Linked DNA regions of Homo sapiens: region 2 is linked to region 1. A link is a contact called in ENCODE Hi-C or POLR2A ChIA-PET data. All regions are on one chromosome and are shown on one strand. The core of a region is the stretch at or near the end of the contact, and the rest is flanking DNA. Distances in the headings are between cores, read along the strand shown.

Region 1 (3,120 bases), core at 158-2,657:
TACTATAAAATTCAAAAGCCTTAAAAACAAGACATTAAAAGAAGCCAATCTATTACTTATGTACATTTTAACACCTTACTTTCATTAATGAAAAATACTTTTAAAAATTTAACATTTTCAACTTATAGCACTGATCAAAGGCAAACTAAGGAAAAAAGGAGATACCACTCAGCTTGCAGCATAGATTCAATAATAAAGAAGCTCTCAATATTCCTTTCTAGCTTCCTTCCTTGTCTACAAGTCAGATCTGCGCAATTGAACTTGTGGGAGAGGTTGTGAAAATAGTGTACTCTAGCAGTTTAGGATTTTCAACATCGCTCAATCTCATTGCTGTTAGAGGTCATTAAAACAATGCCTCCCAATAGAATGTCACTGGACCAGAGTGATTTTTGTTTAGAATGAAGCAACTACACTGACTCTAATAACAGTCAATGGCTAAGAGTTTGTGACATAGCACATAATGCTCGATATTATCTAAAAACACGTATCAAAAACAAAAAAGTAAAGATGAGAAAAACAGTTTATGAAACTGCAAAAGATATTAGGGAAATACTTCTCTAAGAGATAGGAGAAAGGTCTGAGAAAGGCAAAGCATCGAGAAAGCTGGGCGGGAGTGGGGAGGAGTAAGGGACAAGTAAAGAGTTCAACGGGACTGCTGTGTTCACACATAAAATTAAAAGGTCTGCAGATAATTCGGGAAAAAAACAGTCTAGCATGGCCATAATTCCAGAGTAAAAGAGAATAACAACTTCAAGATTAACTTGTTACAGTGAGGGAAAAATCTGTAGCCTTCAATAAAGGTGGAGAAATATTTGAAAAGCTGGGGAAATGCCAACAAGGAAAACACGAACTGCTGTCCTGTCTTCCTTATAGTCAGGAGCCGTTTGTATCCTCACCCCAGAGGATCCAATAGGAATCAGTAAGCCTATAACTTTCCAACCCTAAGTCACAACCTAATTCTGATAGGATGAGCTACCACGATACTTCCCACTTCGTTGTGACTAAAAGCATATACTAGTTGGGTATATAAGCAAGGCTCCCCTCCCGCCATTTGATTTAAAAGAATGAAAAGGCGGATCTGGTCATTCGTCTCCGCCCGGGGTCTCTGTAAGGACGGCGGAGAGAGGCGACCTCCGCCCAATACCAGGCGCAGCCTTGCCGTCTCCTCGGGGCTCACCAAGCAGCCACCAGCAAAGAAGCCGGTTTCAAAGGCCCAGCACGACAGGGAGAGGAAAACGGAGCATATGCAACCATACACAGTCACCAGAGTCCAGCCTCCCGCAACCAGTCGCTACAGCCAGGCGCCTGCGCCCAGAAGCGCTTCTCGCGCCGACCGTTTGTATTTGGAATTGTGGGTTCCTGCCCGCCACGCACCACCGCAAGACCTTCAAAGCTGGGAGCTTCTCTGTGCTCCAGGATTCCTCGCTGCCGATTCCACACCGCGTTCAAGACTCCTGTGAAGAGCGACTCCGCTGAGAGCCTCCTCAATGGCCAGTCCACTTCTAACTTGCAGCTGAGAAGTTTTTCTGATCTTGATGGTCAGAGTGGCTCGTGCTACGAAGTGAGAAACAAGGAATCTATAGCGAATCGTAAACAACAGAAATAAAAATGCGTCTCCGTTAAGAGTCGGAGCCTAACGTCACTTCCGGCAACAATAGGAAACGTCAAAATTGGGATAGTCGGCAGTTCTGGCCCCTGCAGCTGGAGGTACCCTGAGTTCTGAGGGTCGTAGTGCTGTTTCTGGTATTCTCATCGCGGTCACCTCTACCGGTGTGGACAAGTAAAGTTTGAATCAGCTTCTCCATGGCCTGGGCACCAGTTCCCGGCTGAGCCATTTTCCTTTTGGCTAAAAGTCCCCGCCCAGAGGCCAATTCGTCGCGGCGGCGGTGGAGATCGCAGGTCGCTCAGGTACAGGAGTCAACCTAGATATTTTAGATCTCTTGTCTCTTTTCCCTGTTCACCTTCACTTTTCTCGAAAATAAAGACAACCAGTGCTTGCCAGTTGGCCGAAACTGGCCGACCAGCAAGAGTTTGCGACCAATGACAGTGCGAAGCATCTTGAGTGACAGTAGTGGTGGCTCATTAAAGTGAGGAATCACTGTCAGGAGGCGGAACTGGGTGTGTTCCTTCTGTTTCTAGGCCATTGGGGTGTAGTTCGGTTTAGGACTCCAAGTAGTAACCCAGCGTCATTGTGAAATAAACCTGAGAAATGACAAGGGTTACTTTCTTCAGGTCCAAGTGTTGGTTTTCGGGTCGAGTGTTATTTTGGTTCCTAGACAGTTTTTGGTTCTTTACCACTTTCCAGTAATATGAATGCAAACACAAGTATAGTTAAGATCACGATGGATTGCTAGCTGCTACAGTAGTCAAACTTGGGTTATAAAACTTGTCAAACTTGTCTTTTATTTGTTTCTCAGCGACTGGGTTCTAATCTCTTACGTAGAAGGTTCTCAATATTTATTTGGCAAAATCACATAAATGGATCCCAATCCTCAGTCATTTAATTTTTTTAGTTTTATTTTTAGGTTCTGTATGAATTTACTAATAAAATAATTGATTCTACTTGTTTTACAAGTAAAATATTCATTTTCAAGGCTCCTAGGTGTATATCCACAAATGAATATATCATGATTTTTATTACGGTAAAGTGAAGACAATTTATGTTTTCTATTTCAGCTTTCCTCTTCCTTCTTTTAATGTTTGAAGTAATGTATTTCTGAGGTAGGAGCTCTACACACTTCTCAACTCTACCCTTCACGAAAATGATATGTGAAACAGAGTAGGTTTCAGAATAAAGAATGCATAAGTTTTATTATTTTTTTCATATTGGGTCAGAAATTCATCTTTAGCCAATTAACCTGACAATATGTCTGATGAGGTACTTCATTAGTTGTCTATTGCTGGGTAACAAATTACCCCCAAATTTACCCCAGCTTAAAACAACAAATATTATCAGTTTCTGTACATCAGGAATTAGGGTGCAGCGTAACTTCATTTAATAATAAGTTACAGCAAATTAACTAATATTACTTGGGGCCCTTGGATCAATTACTTCCATCCACAAAATATTATAGTAACTTCTAGATAAGCCAAAACATTGATCATAATTTATTACATATG
Region 2 (3,119 bases), core at 439-2,938, 2.5 Mb before region 1:
AGCAGGAAGACAGCAAGAGAGTGATACACTGACCATGTTCCAAATCACAAAACATCTCAACAGGCTAGATCATGGACCGAGTCTGATGGGATGGAATTTCATAAAGATACATAAAAAAGCATCTTGGATACAGTAAACTTAACTCCACAAATACAGGGGAATTTAGACGTGACTAAGTAGCAGTACATATGAAAAATTATTGAGGAATTTTGTTGACTTTAAGGGTAGTGTGAGTCAACACTGTGATTTGGCTGCCAGAAAATAAACTCAATCCAAGGCTGTATCAACAAAGGCATACTGTCCATTCTGCATGCTCATTACAGCACTAAGTACCGAGCCATGTTCTCAACCGCATACTTCATGAACATGGAAAGCTAACAGTATGGTTAAGGGGGGAAACTGGAACTGTCATCTTGGGGAATAAAAGGGATATTTAGCCAGGAGTAAAGTTAGCTTAGGGAGACCATGATAAATATTTTCAAAATATTTGAAGGACTCAGTTGTGGAAGTGAGATTAGATTTATTGTGTAAAACTCCAGGAGTCAAAAGCAATAGAGAGATAGAAGGAAATGCTTTTCAGCAGTGTTGCTCATCAATAAAGGGAGTGAACAGCCACACAGAATGGAAGGTTCCCTGTCCTTTGAGATATTTAAGCCTTCAAGTAAATTATGGGTGAGGAGTTTCAAATCTAGAGTTGAACCAGATAAGAAAGTCTCTTCTTCCGGTAAGATATTATGGACCTATAACATCTGTGTACTTAAAAGTAGATTGGGAGTGAAAGGCAGACTTTTGATGTTCTGTACACTGTTGAAACCCCTTAGCGTGGTCCTCTGTAACCTGCTCACCCTGCCCCAAGGAGGCAGCTAGCCAATGCCACCAGCCCAACGGAAACCCCAGTGCTTTTCCAATGGGGAAATGCAGTCACTTTTCTTTGGATGCTACACATCCTTTCTGGAATATGTCTCACACACATCTCTCTTTATCACCCCCTTTTTCAAGTAAACCAACTTCTTGCAGAAGCTGACAATGTGTCTCTTTACTCTCCACGAAGATTCTGGCCCTTCTCTTCACCTGTCAGAAGTTTAGGATTCCAAAGGGATCATTAGCATCCATCCCAACAGCCTGCACTGCATCCTGAGAACTGCGGTTCTTGGATCATCAGGCAACTTTCAACTACACAGACCAAGGGAGAGAGGGGACCCCTCCGAGGTCCCATAGGGTTCTCTGACATAGTGATGACCTTTTCTTGGAACTTTTACAACCCCCAGGACATTTCCAAACTTTGAGCAGGGCTCTGGGGGCCAGGCGTGCGGGAGGGAGGACAAGAACTCGGGAGTGGCCGAGGATAAAGCGGGGGCTCCCTCCACCCCACGGTGCCCAGTTTCTCCCCGCTGCACGTGGTCCAGGGTGGTCGCATCACCTCTAAAGCCGGTCCCGCCAACCGCCAGCCCCGGGACTGAACTTGCCCCTCCGGCCGCCCGCTCCCCGCAGGGGACAGGGGCGGGGAGGGAGAGATCCAGAGGGGGGCCGGGGGAGGTGGGGCCGCCGGGGAGGAGGCGAGGGAAACGGGGAGCTCCAGGGAGACGGCTTCCGAGGGAGAGTGAGAGGGGAGGGCAGCCCGGGCTCGGCACGCTCCCTCCCTCGGCCGCTTTCTCTCACATAAGCGCAGGCAGAGGGCGCGTCAGTCATGCCCTGCCCCTGCGCCCGCCGCCGCCGCCGCCGCCGCTCAGCCCGGCGCGCTCTGGAGGATCCTGCGCCGCGGCGCTCCCGGGCCCCGCCGCCGCCAGCCGCCCCGCCGCCCTCCTCCCGCCCCCGGCACCGCCGCCAGCGCCCCCGCCGCAGCGCCCGCGGCCCGGCTCCTCTCACTTCGGGGAAGGGGAGGGAGGAGGGGGACGAGGGCTCTGGCGGGTTTGGAGGGGCTGAACATCGCGGGGTGTTCTGGTGTCCCCCGCCCCGCCTCTCCAAAAAGCTACACCGACGCGGACCGCGGCGGCGTCCTCCCTCGCCCTCGCTTCACCTCGCGGGCTCCGAATGCGGGGAGCTCGGATGTCCGGTTTCCTGTGAGGCTTTTACCTGACACCCGCCGCCTTTCCCCGGCACTGGCTGGGAGGGCGCCCTGCAAAGTTGGGAACGCGGAGCCCCGGACCCGCTCCCGCCGCCTCCGGCTCGCCCAGGGGGGGTCGCCGGGAGGAGCCCGGGGGAGAGGGACCAGGAGGGGCCCGCGGCCTCGCAGGGGCGCCCGCGCCCCCACCCCTGCCCCCGCCAGCGGACCGGTCCCCCACCCCCGGTCCTTCCACCATGCACTTGCTGGGCTTCTTCTCTGTGGCGTGTTCTCTGCTCGCCGCTGCGCTGCTCCCGGGTCCTCGCGAGGCGCCCGCCGCCGCCGCCGCCTTCGAGTCCGGACTCGACCTCTCGGACGCGGAGCCCGACGCGGGCGAGGCCACGGTAGGTCTGCGTTAGGGTTTGCGGAGAACCCGAGAGTTTGCGTTAGGGTCTGCGGCGGACCCGAGAACCTGCGCGGGGGAAAGTGTGTGTGCTTTAAGCTTGTGTACGTGGGATCCAAAGTTACTGAGCTCAGTGCACGCTGCTTTGGAGAAAAATCTTCTTCTTTTTAAATAGAAAGTTGTTACTAGAGAGGCAAGCAAGTTACACGAGTGAAGGGCCCGGAGAGGTGCCCAGTGAGAGATCCCGAAATCTATTTCAGACTGGTTTCCTCTGGGGCAACCAAGGGGTCTTGAACCCTGCCCAGTCAGCGGGGCTCTGGAGAGTATGAGTTCATTTTGGTCGGGAAATGCTCGTTTCTTTCCCCAGCTGATTCATGGGACTCCAAACAGATTCTGGGACACTGGTGATCAGTCAACCCAGCCTTACTTTCCTGGAGTGTTCATAGTCTGCAGAGCACCAGGCGCTGTGAGCGACTTTAGAAAAAAAGTGTCAGGGACTTTAGTAACCAGGCTCCAGAGCTTTCAGAGTTCACTTGAAGTTGGTCAGACTTGAGATGTAACGGGAGATTAGAGTCAGTTAGATCACAATCAAGCAATGCAAGGCTTGTTTCAACTTTATAAGCTCTTCATTCCTAAAATCTGGTCATGAGATACTGCAAACTAAGTTTTTTTTTT

The links. Hi-C counts contacts between places; a loop is a spot of excess contacts on that map. ChIA-PET counts read pairs that join two places held with the same protein, here RNA polymerase II (POLR2A).
Region 2: a loop to region 1 is called in a map of ascending aorta, with 5 times the contacts of the local background. The contact joins the promoter of VEGFC here to the promoter of CEP44 in region 1. A Hi-C loop is called at or near these places in 1 of 168 maps with a recorded cell type or tissue (ascending aorta). POLR2A ChIA-PET finds 5 or more read pairs at or near these places in 1 of 52 experiments (BJ).

Annotation. Positions count from the first base shown.
Region 1 is chr4:174,282,198-174,285,317 of GRCh38, reverse strand. CEP44 (centrosomal protein 44) reads right to left here and starts at 1,407. Exons shown (of 12, transcript NM_001040157.3): 1 at 1,375-1,407. FBXO8 (F-box protein 8) reads left to right here and starts at 1,651. Exons shown (of 6, transcript NM_012180.3): 1 at 1,651-1,908. RefSeq lists a silencer at 1,175-1,442 and an enhancer at 1,207-1,456.
Region 2 is chr4:176,791,491-176,794,609 of GRCh38, reverse strand. It overlaps VEGFC (vascular endothelial growth factor C), which reads left to right and starts at 1,688. Exons shown (of 7, transcript NM_005429.5): 1 at 1,688-2,445. The coding sequence starts at 2,299.